2 separate regions of the Homo sapiens genome follow, and region 1 is linked to region 2. The links are chromatin loops, found by intact Hi-C in ENCODE. Cell type or tissue: heart right ventricle. All regions are shown on one strand. Region 1 has its middle 420 kb from the start of LINC01519. Region 2 holds the start of LOC105378400 (a long non-coding RNA gene).

Evidence for each region. Peaks named below come from ENCODE experiments on the same cell type or tissue, not always from the same donor. Only the 100,000 strongest peaks of a DNase experiment are listed, where the experiment ranks them.
Region 1: a loop joins it to region 2, with 4 times the contacts of the local background. A loop is called at or near these places in 8 of 110 quality-filtered maps.

The regions. Positions count from the first base shown.
Region 1 is chr10:84,779,929-84,787,928 of GRCh38, reverse strand. No RefSeq gene overlaps it. Among named protein-coding and RNA genes, the nearest start is that of LINC01519, 420 kb to the left of the region's middle. In heart right ventricle, a CTCF peak has its summit at 4,453 (motif pointing left); a DNase peak (open chromatin) is centred at 4,443.
Region 2 is chr10:84,841,566-84,849,565 of GRCh38, reverse strand. It overlaps LOC105378400 (a long non-coding RNA gene), which reads right to left and starts at 2,331. Exons shown (of 4, transcript XR_946150.2): 1 at 2,035-2,331; 2 at 365-1,035. In heart right ventricle, a CTCF peak has its summit at 3,728 (motif pointing left); no DNase peak of the experiment used is centred here.

The sequences.
Region 1 (8,000 bases), 62 kb after region 2:
AGCATTAATAGTATCACCCATTTGATAAGGCACACACCTGTGATCAGTGTCCAGGCTGTTATGGCCCCATCATCAGACGATGTGCTGGCCTCCACAGAGGCATGGCTCTCCACAGTCCTGGCAAAAACCAGGACTGCTGACTCACTAGACTGTAGCAGTTACTTCTGAATAACATCCCACTAAAGCCAAAAAAGGAGAGCTTATATGTTCATTCTCTCTACAGCAAGAGCCCTGTGAAAATTAATGAAGACTGAAATGGTCCATAAGAGTATAAGCAAAGTATATTAAAAACAATGGAAAGCAATGCCCTAAACTCTGACATGTCAAGTGAAGAGGTACTTCATAGCTTTCAATCCTTCTCCTAGACACTTGTATTCAGCACTTGGTAAGTGAGTAAATCGTCCTCACTTGAGAGTTCACTTAGTGACCTTCAGGGGGGATCCCTGAGAGCCAAGCCACCCTATGTTTGTCCTATTGTTAACACAAATAAAATGTACAGTAAGAATCATGAAAGAGTGATGTGTTTATGGCACAGATTGTGGTGATAATTTCACTGGTATATACTTATCTTCAAACTTGATCTTGTCATCAAGTTGTGTTTACATATGTACAGCTTCTTGTATGTCAGTTATTCCTCAATAAAATATTTTTTTATAAGATATTATTTGAAAAAAGAAAAAAGGTCTGGGACAGGCTCCAATGTAAGCATCAAGGTGATGCCAACACGATGCATCTGTCTGGCATGCCAGTGCAGCCAGTCTAAAAGGGGATGGGCCACTTTTCCCCTAGCAGAAATATCAGTACTGACATGACTGAACCAGAGAAGAAATCTCCCCAACTCCTAACACAAGGAAAGAAAAGAAGAAGATAGGAGAAGGACAGAGGAAATAAAGGAAGACAAGAGTAAAGACGAGAAAGAGGCAAGAGGAAGAAAAACATGAAAAGAAAATAGATTTTTATTTTTGATTAGGTCAAAATATAATTCTAAACCATCAAAATATGAGAATTCCCCTTCCTTATTTCTCTTTACTCATCCCATTGATCATCTTTCTTCTGTCTTTTTAACAACAAGTTTTTGACATTAATTTCTCTCCTTTGCTTTCTTTTGGGCTAAGTGTATCATGACCTGAATAATTTCCCATTGAAAGGCCTTTTGACTCTTATTTCCAGTCTAACATGCAAGAGCTTGGAAGTTGTCACTCACCTCTTTGCAAAAGAAAAACAGAAAAATCAACAAATCTTTGGTCAGTTGAGGAAACAGGGCAGATTGCTTTCCCCAGATCTGGAGATACAGGTGAATACAGAAAATTGGAGCTTATTAGGGGCAGAAACCACATGTGGAGCCTGTGGGTAGGAGCGCTTAAAGGGTAATTGACTAATTTCTTGAGGCTCAGTATGGAGTAACTTGAGAGATAAACCTCTTGGGGGCCCATGGGGTGGGGACATGTTCTTCAGTGTTATCTCCAGGAGCCCCACCAAGTTATCAGAGCAAGGATCAGAAAAAAAATCCCCTATACTTTAGACAGAGAGAGGGGAAAAGTAACCTTGTTTTTTTTTTGTTTTTTTTTGAGACAGAGTCTCACTCTGTCACCCAGGTTGGAATGCAGTAGCACGATCTCAGCTTACTGCAAGCGCCACCTCCCAGGTTAATGCCACTCTCCTGCCTCAGCCTCCCGAGTAGCTGGGACTACAGGCACCCACCACCACGCCCAGCTAATTTTTTGTATTTTTTAGTAGAGACAGGGTTTCACTGTGTTAGCCAGGATGGTCTCGATCTCCTGACCTCGTGATCCACCCACCTTGTCCTTCCAAAGTGCTGGGATTACAGGCGTGAGCCACTGCACCCGGCCAAAAGTAACCATTTTTAAATACACTCAGATCTTTCTGTTCTTGTTAACTAAGACCCAATCTCAAAAAGACCCGATTTTACCAGAGCCTAACCATCATGAGTTTTACCTAAGCCAAACCAACAATAGAAGTGGGAAATACCCAGCCATTTTGTTTCAACTAAGAGAGGAAGGGAGTGAGCTGGGAAGCACTTGGGAAGGTCACAGCACAGTAGCACAGGCCCACCAAAAGACTGATACTTGATCATAAGTAAACAGGCTCCCTCTACCCCAATACCTTACAACATTCTATATTCTCCTATATCATAACAGATTACTGTTGAAAAGAACTGCAAGGCTCAGACTCTATTCAAGAAGAAGTCTCTAGGGAAATTTGAAGACAACAGTAGAGACAAAAACAAAAGAGAATACTAAAGGAAATTTTAGCCTCTGACACCTATAACTATAACAAACAATAAATAAACAGTCTAACTGCTAGCCATATAAACATAAAATCTCATACTAACAGTTGATTTACCTTAGTTTCTTTTATCCAATGCATCAGGTACAGCTTTCAAAAAAAAAAAATTATAGGGCATGCTAAAAGGAAAAAAAATTAAAAAAGAAAAAAGTTCCAGTTCAATATGGCTGACTAGAAGTAGGTAGTGCATGCCTCTCTCACGGGAGCAAACAAAGTGACAAGTAAATACTAACTCTTCAAGTGGATCTTCTAAGAGATCACACTGGGATTCATCAGGGAAGTAACAGGACCCACAGAGAACAAAGAGGAGTGAAGCCAGGCAGCTGCTCACCCAGGACCAGCAGAGCTGAGGGAGGCTCCCTAATGTGGGAAAACAATGAGTGAATGAGAGACCCCCAACAAGAGATACACACCTTCATCATGGGCCTCCAGACAAACAAAGAGAGCTGCCTGGAGCCTGTGCAGAGGCAGAACTCAATCCCACATAGCACCAACTGTCACCACCCCACCAAGAAGGGAGGCCAGAAACTTTTGCACATCCCAAAAACAGATGCTGCAGCCACAGTACTGAGGAGCTTCTAGACTGTATCATTAAACTCCCCACCTGCACTTCTCCCTGCCAAGTGGGCCTTGCCAGCTTGGGACCCCAGAGCACCTGCCTCACCCCTGCCTGAACACTGTGGCTGCAGCTCTGCATTATTCTGAGATTGTAACTCCCAGAGGTCACAAGCCCTTTGGAATCACTGCCACTGCTGCCTCCTTCCTTGCCATCCCTGGGCCAAGGAGAGAACAGGGAGACAGGGCATTTTCTTAGTGCCTCCAGTGCAGATACTGTAGCTGAGGTGCAGAGGAGCAACAAGCAGACTATGCACCCGATGACTTCCCACCTCCATTGCTCCCTACCAAATGGGACTTGCTGGCTTCAGTGGCAGGCCCCTAATGCAGCCTTCTCACCCCTGTCTGAACACTATGGCTGATACTCAGCATTCTTCTGAGAGCCCAATTCTCAGAAGCCAGTGACAATTCTTCCACAGTTGCTGCTACCACTGCCTCTGCCTCACCACCCCAGGCAGGGAGGGAGTGGGGAAGCCTGGCACCTTTGTGTGCCCCTAACAGTGAAATCCAGCACTACATCTGCAGGAGGAAAGTGGGAGTGGACCACACACCCCACAGCTGCCAGTCTTCACTGTCCAGCTGAGGGGACCAGCCCTCCCCCATTGAAAGGCCCAGAGTACAGCCATCCTGATCCTGCCTAAACATTTCAGGTGCAGCCCACAGCCCTTCTGAAAGCCCAGCCCCAATAGCCCTGTGATCTGCCTTCAGGCACATCTCTCACCACCTGAGCATTTTGCCTACTTTTGCCTGAGAGTTCTGCTAGAGACCCAGAAACTAGCCTACCCCTCCCCATCTGAGCCAGCACCTGAACTCTGGGCTAACCTGACCCTGGTCCAGCCCCTTCCTGACTCATACACACCATCCAATGGGCCATCTAGGGCCCTGGGAAGTGGGGAACTACCTAGCCCATTCCAACACTGCTGGCACCTGGCCACTTCCCTCAGGGCCTGAGGTTGGACTGATCCAACCAATCAACACCACCTGCATGGGCCAAGAGGCAGAAGCCCTCCCTATAAAAGGCAGCAGCATTTCTGCAGCAGGTAAGCCATAAAACTATATCATGCTGAGTGAAGAGGTTCTACCCCAAAACCACTCCCATGGAGAGATTCAAGGACAGGCATTTATTTTCCAAGGTTCTCAGCTATATTGATTTCTAGAGATAGGATACAGTGTGCATCTGAACTGAAAGTCATGAACCCTGAGACAGGGATGTGAAAGAGAAACAGATTGCATTCCTGCCTATCTAGGAGATTGAGCCAGTGAGGCCCCCTCACACCCCTCCCCACAGAGACCTCAGCACATTTCCCCCAGCCATCCTCTTTAGGGCTGGTGACTGCTCTTGTCATTGGGGAATTTGTGGCCAAGCCAGAGAGTCCTCTGCCTCTGCTGAACAGGAAGCTCAGGACACCAGGCACTCCATTGTCTAGCCCATCACCTGAAACAACAGAAAGCACCTCACATTAAGCAAAGATTCCATAATTACCCATCTGCTTGTGGTGCACTTGGCTCTTACCTGCAGTGCCATCTACTGGCCTACGGATTGAACCACATAGCCCAATATAAACCTGCCCCCAGAAGTGCACAGAGTTATAGAAGCAAAGTCAAAAGAACCTACCAAACATACTCTATAGTCACACTCCCTAGGGAGGAGAGGAAAGGGAAAAAAAAAAAAAAGAAAAACAATATATATGCACAAAAATAATTTCAAAAGTTAGAAGTGGCAGTGACTCCAGAGAAGAGGGAACCAGTGTAAGAATCCCGGCACCATGAAAAATCTGAATGTTGTAACATCACCAAAGGTGGTGGACTGCAGATTTCCCAGCAGAAACCCACCAAAAGTGATGTCACTACACTAGCTCTCTAACAATGGACCGTAAATAAAATGGAAACTCAGAAATGACACATAAAAAATTCAAAGTATGGATTGCAAGGAAGCTCAAAGATGCCAAGAAGAGATTGACAGTCACCACAAACAAACTATGAAAGCAATCCAGGAAATGAAGGAAGAGATAAATTTTTTTTAAATCAATCATAACATCTGGAATTTAAAATTCACTTAAGAAATTTCAACATATAATTGAAAGCATTAACAATAAAGTAAACCAGGCAGAGGAAATAATTTCAGAGCTTGAAAAACAGTCTTTTGAATTAACACAATCAGACAGAAATAAGGGGAAAATAATTTTAAAGACTGTACAAAGCCTTTAGGAAATATGGGATTATGTAAAGTGACCAAACCTATGACTTATTGGCATTCCTGAGAGAGAAGAAAACATAAGCAACTTGGAAAACATATTTAAGAGAATAATTCAAGAAAATATTCTTAATATTGTTAGAGAGGTAGACATCCAGATAAAGGAACCCATAGAACACCTGTGACACACCATACAAAATGACAATTACCAAGGCGTACAGTCATCAGTCTATCCAAGGTCAACAATAAAGAAAAAGATCTTAAAGGCAACTGGAGAAAAGGGTCAAATCACCTACAAAGTAATACTGATCAGACAAACAGTAGAGTTTTCAACAGAAACCCTACATCCAGATAATATTGGTGGCCTATTTCTAGCCTCCTTAAAGAAAAAAAAAAGTGCCACCCAATAATTTTGCATCCTACCAAACTAAGCCTCATAAATAAAGGAGAAATAAGGTCTTTCCCAGAAAAGTAATTGCTAGAGAATTTGTTACCACTAGACCAGTCCTACAAGAAATGCTCAAAGGAGTTCTAAATATGGTAATGAAAGAATAATACCAAAAAAAAAGGACACATAAATACAAAGCTCACAGATCCCATAAAGCAAATTCACAATCAAAACTCCAAAACAACTAGCCAACAACACTACATTAGGAAGAAAACCTCACATATCAGTATTAACTCTGAATGTAAATGGTCTAAGTGCCCCACTTGAAGAACACAAAATGGCATATTGGATTTCTTAAAAAACTCAGCCACCTGTTGTCTGCAAGAGGCCCACCTACTGGCTAAAGACACATTCAGACTAAAAGTAAAAGGGTGGAAAAAGATATATGATGCAATTGGAAATACACATGAGCAGGAGTAGCCATTCTTAGATAGACTGTACACCAACAACAGTACAAAAAGACAAAGGAAAGCATTATATAAAAATAAAGGTTCAATAAAAGAAAAAATATTTAACTATCATAAATATATATGCATCCAACACTGTAGCACCAAGATGCATAGAACAAATACAACTAAGCCAAAGAATATAGACTGACAGCAATACAATAATAATAATACAATACAATACAATAATATAATATAATAATAATAATGAGGACTTCAACACCCCACTGCCGTCACTAGACTAATCATCAAAGCAGAAAAGCAACAAAGAAACTCTCGACGTAAACTGGACTACAGACCAAATGGACCTAATAGACATCTGTAAAACAATCTACCCAACAACCACAGAATATATATTCTTCTCATCTGTGCATGAAGCATTCCCCAAAATTTAGCATAGGCTTGACCATAAGACAAGTCTCAATAAATTTTTTAAAAAGTTAAAATTTCATCAAGTATCTTCTCAGACCACAATGGAATAAAATTAGAAATCAATACCAAGAGGAACCCTCAAAACTACACAAGTACATGGGAATGAAACAACTTGCTCCTGAATGACTTTTGGGTAAACAATGAAATTAAGGCAGAAATCAAAAAATTCTTTGAAATGAGTGAAAATAGAGATGCAACATGCTAAAACCTCTGGTATTCAGCAAAAAAAAATGCTAAGAGGAAAGTTTATGGCATTAAATGCCTACACCAAAAAGACAGAAAAATCTCAAATTAACAATCACACCTAAAGAAGTAGAAAAACAAGAACAAAACCCAAAAGTAGCAGAAGAAAATAAATAACAAAGATCAGAGCAAAGCTAAATGAAATTGAAACAAAAAAATGATATAAAGAATTAACAAAATGAAATATTGGTTCTTCCAAAGAATAGGCAAAATTGACAGACCACTAGCTAGACTAATCCCTCTCAAAAAAAAAAAAAAAAGGAACAATTTAAATAAGTACAATCAGGAATGATAAAGATGACATCACAACTGACACCAGAAAAACACAGATCATCAGAGACTATTATGAACACCTCTATACTCAAAAACTAGAAAATCTAGAAGAAGTGAAAAAAAATCCTTGAAACGTGTAACTTCCCAAGATGGAACCAGGAAAAAACAAAAGTCCTGAACAGACCAATAATAAATAATGAAATTAAATCATTAATTTTTTTAAATCCCCCTTAAAAATCCCAGGACCAGATGGATTCACAGCCAAAATTTTACCAGATATACAAAGAACAGCTGGCACCAATCTTACTGAAAGTATTCCAACAAATCAAACAGGATGGATTCCTCCCTAAATCTTTCTACCCAGTGACACCCTGATACCAAAATCTGGCAAGAACACAACAAAAAAAGAAAACAACAAGCCAGTATGCCTAATGAACACAGATGCAAAAATCCTCAGCAAAATACTAGCAAACTGAATCCAACAGCATATCAAAAAAATAATTCTCCATAATCAAGTGTGCTTAATTCCAGGGATACAAGGATGGTTCTGCATGTGCAAATTAACGATCTGCTACGCAGACAGAACTAAGAACAAAAATCACATGATCATCTCAATAGATGAAAAAAAAACCATTCAACAAAATCCAACATCCCTTCATCATAAAAACCCTCAACAAACTAGGCATCACAGGAACATACCTCAAATAATAAGACCCATATATGACAAATCCACAACCAACATCAGGCTGAATGAAAAAAAAAAGTGAAAACATTTCCCCTAAGAACAGGAACAAGAGAAATGTCCACTCTCACTACTTCAATACTCATAGTACTGGAAGTCCTAGCCAGAGAAATGAGACAAGAGAAAGAAATAAATCATAGATGACACAAACAAATGGGAAAACATCTCATTGTCATAGATTGGAAGAATCAATATTGTTAAAATGGTCATACTGCCCAAAGTGATCTACAGATTAAATGCTATTCCTATCAAATTACCAGTCTTTTCATACAGAATTAGAAAAAAATCCTAAAGTTGTTA
Region 2 (8,000 bases):
TTTGTTTCATCCCTAACAAAACTCAGTGAAGAAGATCAGTGCTAGGAAAATTGTTGGTCAGAGGATATGGCTGAATTCTAATTTAGTAAAAGGTATATGATCTCTGAGTTCTAGCAAAGGCAAAAAGGAGACAAGGCCATAGGAAAGAAAAATGTCACTTGTGTTTCTCTCAACTAATAGGATCATATAAAAATGAAATAGAGAATAAAAACACAGTGATGTTGATGGATTATGATAAGAATTGAGTTGAAAAAAATAAATGCTTTAAGTCATCCAATTCTCTAAATAACATTGGAAACCAAAGAGTCAAATGTGTTCAAGCTTATCTGCACCAAATCTGGAAATTGTTGGCAAGATTACTAACTGCAATTTCACGATGACATTACGGGGCCCCAAAAGCAATTCTGAAGACAGCTGGTCTCCTTGCAGAGATAATAGATTCAGACATAATCCAGGTTCCTTCAAAAGGTCAATTCAGGGGTCACAGCCAAGATCAAGTTTGTAATTGTTGCAATTTCACCTTCTGCAGCAGAGAGCATCAAGTCAGATGAGGCATTGCTTAAAGAGGAGCAATTTTCTCTATAAAGTTATTGTCATTAGTAGATCTTACAGGTAAGGTGACCAAGCCTTTATTCTTCTTGTAGTTCTAATTTTGTGCTACCATATCAAGTAGTAAATCACAAAATTTAACACTCTAAGCTATTACCATGTTGCCAGCTTTGCAACTTTGCAGTCCTACAAATACCAACTGAAAGACCCATTCATGGCAACATATCTCTTCTTTTCACACAAGAATATTTAGGGGAGTATGTTAGTGAATGCACTTCCTGGGCAACTCTTGCTGTTGGTTTGAGAAAGAGGTGTTCAAACTCTTGCCAATGCTGTGTAGAAGCAGAGCGAATGTTCTAGTCCTTGTGTGTCCTTGTGGTTAGGCTGGGAGACTGTAGCACAATTCTTGCTGACAAGGGTCTCCCTTGTCCATCCAGAAAGGAGGTATTTGCTATGGTCCTCAAGGCAAAATGGGAGGCTTTGCACCTGGAAAATCAAAAAGAAAACTTGTGATCAATTAGTTCAGCTTTCTTATATTATAGGTGGTAAAACTGAAAGCCAGGCTGTACAAATGACTTTCCCAAGATCAGACAGTTAATTAGTGGCTGGGCCCCATGTTAAGTCTTACATTCTGACCATTGTTCAACACTTCCCACTTTAATACATATGATGTGTATAATCATTCTGCCAACCACCATTTGCAGTGTGTGATAATAGAGGAAAGAGCTGTGTGGGGACAGATATCTGATGAGGGCTTGATGTTTCTTCTTTTTACTGTGCTAATTACCACAATTACTGTAACTATACCAAGAAGGGGTTTCTTAGAATAATCTTTATCCAGGGCCACAAAATATACATACTTTGGGAATCTGTATGATTACTGCCCACCGCCCCCCACCGCCCACCGATTCAATCAGTGAGGCCGAGCAATATCTGTGCTTTTCCATATCAATATTGTTAGTTTCTTTGCCACAAGTAGAGATGTGATAATTAGCAGATCCAAACGATAAAATGCAATTTTCAAATATTGCTAAAAACCAAATGTAGTAAAGTTTGCTACATTCTTATGAGCCAAACTTAACTGGAGAAGTAACAACACTCTGGTTTCTGTTGACCTACTTATGATTTGACATTTAAAAGGAAAGTAAAAAGAGTAGGATGCCCTGGGCTCAGAAGTCAAGGAGACACCAGTCTTTGATTCTCAATGTGGGGAACTGGATTTTCAATTGTCATTTGACTGCCTAATGGGTTGGGCAAAGACAGACTTGATTGGAATGGGCTTTCAGCTCTTTGTATGCGCCTGACATTGTTCATGACCACCAGGGCCTCTGTTCCCAGTCTAGTTTGAAAAAGCGTTCCCATCTCACAGTCAGTCATATCCATGATACAAGATATATATGTTTCTTCTGCAAAATACAACTCAAAAATGGCATATTTAGGTAAAAATAAACAAATACATAAACACATACATATCTACATACATACATTCAATTGAAAGCAAATAGTAATAGCCACTCTTGGAACCAGCTTCTCTTTGGAGTGTGGTTTCTGTGTTGACTATTGATTTGTGTTCTTGGGGAGAGTCAGATCCCAGCAGCCGGCCTCAGATGGCAAGTCAGTCTAATATGATTCCTTATTCTTCAGCACGTGACATTTGAAGACAGTGATATCTAATGAAGATTTCTTTCCTAAGCTGCCCCATTAAAAGAAAAGTGCCTACCAGCCAGTCAGCGTAGGTGCACAATTCCAAAGAAGTCTGAGGGATCTAGTTTGAGAGGCAACAACATGAAGGGGCCAGTAGGACCACCCATCCCCACTGTGATGTAAATAAGGGCAGGAGGACTGAAGCGCCTCTTGAACAGCCTGAATGAACCACCATCAGTGACTCTCCTAATTGTGTTTCTGCTAAACACTGGAGGGCCTCACTTTTCTCCTTTAATGTGAAGAAAGAAGGAAAAAAAAAATCTGCCCTGTCAAAGCCACACAAGGGAATTCTCTTAAAATAAACAGCTAAACTTAACGGCAGGCTTTTCTTTCCATGGAAATATTTTAAATGTATATAATGTTAGATGGCTGCTAAAAAAATGACAAGTGTCTGTTTTCATTAAACTCCCCAAGAGTATGGATCTAATTGACAGCCTTTCTGAGGCCCTGAGGAGCTTCCAGCTTCAGGGTTTCCATGGCAACGTGTCCCCACTGCTAGAGCTCTACTGCTCACAGTCATCATTTACAGGGACCCACATTTTAGACACTCCTTTAAGCTATCCAGGAACTTCACTATCCCAAAGGGTAACAAATTCAATTTTCCAAGCAGGTAAAACTTCCCACTTTGGGGCTAAGCTTCCACTTCCAATTTCTAAGAATTCTTTGTTCAATTTATGATTGAACAAAGATCAATTTGATATATTCATTTATGCATTTCTTTCTTTCAGTCTGGCTCTGTAGCATGCTTCTTGTACCTTTAAGGCTGTAGGTCTTAAACTTCATGGTTATCTTTCATCTTCTTCCAAAGGAGTAACATTGCACCAGAATCTGTCCCCCTGGGAAGTAACGCTTGCCATGACTAGTCATCTAAGTCACAACAAACTCCAGGCTCACCAGTCCCCAGGTAAGGTAGGGAGAGGTTAGAGGTAGGACTTCCACCTGAGTGCCTGGTCCCTGGGCTGATAGGAGCTGGCTGCATTCCAGCCCACTTTCCACTCACATGCCAGTCTGAGGGGCTGTGTCAGCCAAGAACGGTGCCCTTTTCTAATGCAAAGGGGAAGTGTGCAGACCTGACAGTATGTAACACACTCAGTGAACTTTATTTCATTTAGTCCTCAGAGCCTGATGACAGAGTTCTTATTAATCCTAAATTATATTGAGCAAAACCAAGGTTAAATACTACACTCAGGGCCATGCAGCTTATAAATGGCAAAGTCAAGATTTCAAATGAAGTAGGCCAACTCCCATACTCGAGTTCTCCCCAACACACTGGGCAATAGAGAAAAATATGCAGACTGTGAAAGCCCTGACCTTCTCAAAGCGGAAGGCCTGCCAGACACAGAAAAAGTGGGTTCTGCTATTAAAGCCATCCAATTAGAGGATTTTTTCTCACAGATTGCTACCTGCATAGGGCTCATTGGCATTTTAAAGTCAATTGTCCCTTATATGTGTATGGTGCCACCTTCTGGGCTGTGGCACACACAGGAGCCTCAGATTTCTCCAGTAAGAAGTGACAGCCACCCTGGTGGTTATTTGTACACAGTGCTCTGTGTTCAAACAAGATGGCTTGGATGTGCTAATGGATTCTTATCAGTTAATTGAATCAGACACTGCTCATTTACCTGGGCACCTCTGATGGGGTCTACAAACAGCCCTTCACAATCAAGATCTTCCCAAAATCACAGGGAGGACTGGATGGCTTCCCTCACACTGTTGTCCAACCACAGTGGGAAAGGAAAGTTCAGGTCTTGTATTCCCATGTGGGAAAACAAACAAATAAACAAAAACTTGTCAAGCACAGGGCAAGTGCAAGTTTAGGATTTGCTCAGTTTCATTCTGTTAATTGAAAAGTTTTCGTACAAGGGCTTTGTATTCATTATTTTAGTGAAGGAGGATTTTTTTTTATTTTAATTTTTATTTATTTATTTATTTTTGCGACAGAGTTTCGCCCTTGTTGCCCAGGCTGGAGTGCAATGACACGATATCGGCTCACTGCAACCTCCATCTCCCAGGTTCACACCATTCTCCTGCCTCAGCCTCCCGAGTAGCTGGGATTACAGGCATGTGCCACCATGCCCAGCTAATTTTGTATTTTTAGTAGAGACGGGGTTTCTCCACGTTGGTCAGGCTGGTCTCAAACTCCCGACCTCAGGTGATCCCCCGGCCTCGGCCTCACAAAGTGCTGGGATTACAGGCGTGTGCCACTGCGCCCAGCAGGATTTTTAAACATTAGAGAAATATGTAAGTGTGCATTCAGTGACTTAGTGAATTGGGGACATTCACCAGTAAGTAACTGGTCCTCCAAAATGAGGATGTGTAATCCTATGGCCAAAGGGCTGCTAATCACTGTGAATGACAGTTCAACCCCTCTGCTTGTAATTCACACATAACAGATAGTGATGAGGTTAAAGGCAAAAGGTCTACAGACACAGAGGTCAGTGTCCGGTGCTTTGATATATGACAGCTCAAATATAGCAGAGGAAAATTTTTCCTAAAAAAATTTTAAAAAGGAACAAGCCAGATTATTTCCCCCTCTCTCCTGGGAACATGGGCTTTATCCAGGCATTCTTCCAAAAATCCTATCTCCCCGACTTCTCCCAAGCAACTAAATCAGCTAGTCAAGAACATACTACAGGGTATGCTGTCTCCAGTTGGAAATCCCGGACATCAAACTACAGCCAAACAGGGGAAAGTATGGAAAGAGAAAGTACTTGCAGACTTAAAGCAGGAAAGCAAATATAATTCTCTCATTATTCATTCTTTCAACAAATATTTATTTGGTTTTTACTCTGTGCCAGACACTGGCAAAAGAGTAATAAACTAAATATTTCCATGGGACATACATACTGATAGGGAAAGACATAGTAAAGCAGAAAATCTTTGTGTCAGATGCTCATATGGGTTCGAAAGAAATAAAACAAGGTAATGAGCAAAGGGTTTTCCTTTTACACAGGGAGGCCTCAAAGGCCTGCTTGATGAGGTGGTATTTGACCAGAGGCTTGAAGTGAGGAAGCTGGCCATCATGCTATGCAAAGGGAGAGCGAAACTGCAGAAGACAGAGCTCATGCAAAGGCCCTGAGGTGCTCTCATGCCTGGCATCATTTGAGCCAAGCAAGGGAGCCAAGGGCTGAGAAAAGTGATCAACTACGTTGACTGGGATCCCTGCAAGGCAGACATTGAGAATGAGATTATCGTGCCAGCAATTTATTTAGAGAGTATTCTCAGGTCAATACACATAAAGAGAAAGGGGAAGAAATAAGACTGAACAAAAGAAGTTGGGCCATGATATAATTTCAACAGAGGACTCAGCTCCTCAAATTAGTATGGCTTTTCAGGGTTGTCTTGATTTTCGGCAAGGAGGCCAGGCTCCATGCCCATTCATCCCCCAGTTGTGGGATATATCTGCCCCAGGAAGTGGGCATGGCCTTGGAAGAAGCAGCTTTCTCCATCTGTAGGCAACTTTCACAGGGGCCTGACAGCCACAGAAAGTAATAATTTCAGCCCTAAAGTGGGATTTGGGCCACACATCACAGCATCCACTACACCAAGGGGGGATATGTAGACAGGGAAGGAAAGAAATACATCGGGTACCAAATTATTTCAAAACCGGGGATAGAGTCTGGGCATATCATGTGTAGTCATTGGAAAGTTTGAGGACACATATTTTCAATGGATTGTGCTAGCTGTTGGTTTGAGACTAGACTGCATGGGTGGGAAGTAGGGGTGGAAGGTTAAGAATAATGACATCATTGGCACAGAGCTTAAAGGAAACAAAAATTGCAAAAAGAGAATAAATTTTCAATAAGGGCAGCAAAGTCACCACAGTATGCCAGGTATCATTGGGGAGCCCCTGCCAGTGCACACAAATATGGAAAGAGAAAGCTGACAGCAGACCTAGACAGAGAAGACACAAGCACAGGACTCAGCCATTCACATCTGGAAAGACATAAAAACAAGGAGATTCTTTGATGCCTATGAATCAGAGTTTCAAACAAACTTCTTAGGATGTTTGGGGGCAAGAAAAATCAAGAGGATTAGAGTGTTCGAGGGTTCTTGGGAGCACTTACAAGGTAGATCATGGTGGTGTTCAGGAAAGGTGAAATTCATCAGAGAGCTGATAAGACAGAATGGAACATCCTTATGATTTAGCAGTGGTTCTCAGACTTGGGATGTATCACAACCACCTGGGGAACTTAATACAAAACAGAGAGGCCCAGGTACATTAACATAGAATAGGTCCTGGGCTTTGTATGTTTACTGAGTTTTCCTGGTGATGCTGACACCCACCAGAGTTAGAGAATGGCTGACTCCGAGAGTGCTGCAAAGTGCACCAGGAACCAATGGACTCCCCTACCTGGGAAACACCAATCCAAGGGTGCCATTCTCCTTTTGTTCCCATTCAAAATTGGTGTGCATTAATGCCCAGATATTACATGCAGCATTTCTGCCCTCTACCAGAAGAGGGATCATTAATTATTTACAAGATCCAGAGCCAAACTGGTAATCTCCTTGGTGAAAGGAACAGATGAGAAATGAGTTGCCAAGGGTTGGCAGCAGAGTCTCTGTTGACATAACCCAGGGACCCAGGGATTACACTCAGGGAAGAGATGGGAAAGCATATGTTCCAAGGCTTTTTAACAATTTCTTGGGGCAAAAAGTTAAATTAAATTAAATTAGATGGACCACAGATGCCTTCCAATCATAAAACTATTTTGGGGGCATGAAGTGAAAATTTCTTCTTATTCTTTGATAGAAAAATAAAACTCAAGCAATCATGATTCTAAGCAGAGGGGCTTGTAGCAGATCATACAAGCTTTCCTCACATTTTACAATTAAAGAAACTTCAAGGAACTGGAAAGTGGGCAACAGTCCACTCATCCTACCCATTCCTATGAAAAAGTAACACTCACACCTGCTGGTGCCACAGGTCTCAGGCTGCATAAATAAATTTTCCTGATAGGTTTCCAGTAATAGGAAGGCACCTTGTTTTTTTAATTGACAAAGGTGGGCGTGTATTAGTCAGGGTTCTCTAGAGAAACAGAACCAATAGGATGTCTATATGGTAGGCCTGCAGATACACAAAGATTCAACCAACTGTAAACCAAAAATATTCAGAAAAAAATAACAATAAAAATAACAATAGAATAATACATATAGAAAACAACAGCATATAACAACTATTTATATAGCATTTACAGTGTATTAAGTATTATAGGTAATTGAAGGTTATTTAAAGCATACAGAAAGATGCATGTAGGTTATATGAAAATACTACACATTTTTTTTTTTGAGATGGAGTATTGCTCTGTCACCCAGGCTGGAGTGCAGTGGCCCGATCTCAGCTAACTTCAACCTCCGCCTCCCAGGTTCAAGCGATTCTACTGCCTCAGCCTCCCAAGTAGCTGGGATCATAGGCATGTGCCGCCAAGCCCGGCTAAGTTTTTGTATTTTTAGTTGAGATGGGGTTTCACTGTGTTGGCCAGGAATGTCTTGATCTCCTGACCTCATGATCCACCCGCCTCGGCCTCCCAAAGTGCTGGGATTACAGGCATGAGCCACCGGGCCTGGCTACTACACCATTTTATATAAGGGATGAGCACCACAGATTTTGGCATCAGAGGGGGATCCTGGAACCAATCCTGCATAGATACCAAGGATGACTCTGAGTGTGTGTGTGTGTGCACGTGCACATGCGCGTGTGTGTAAAAAGAGATTTATTATTAGGAATTGGCTCACACGATTATGGA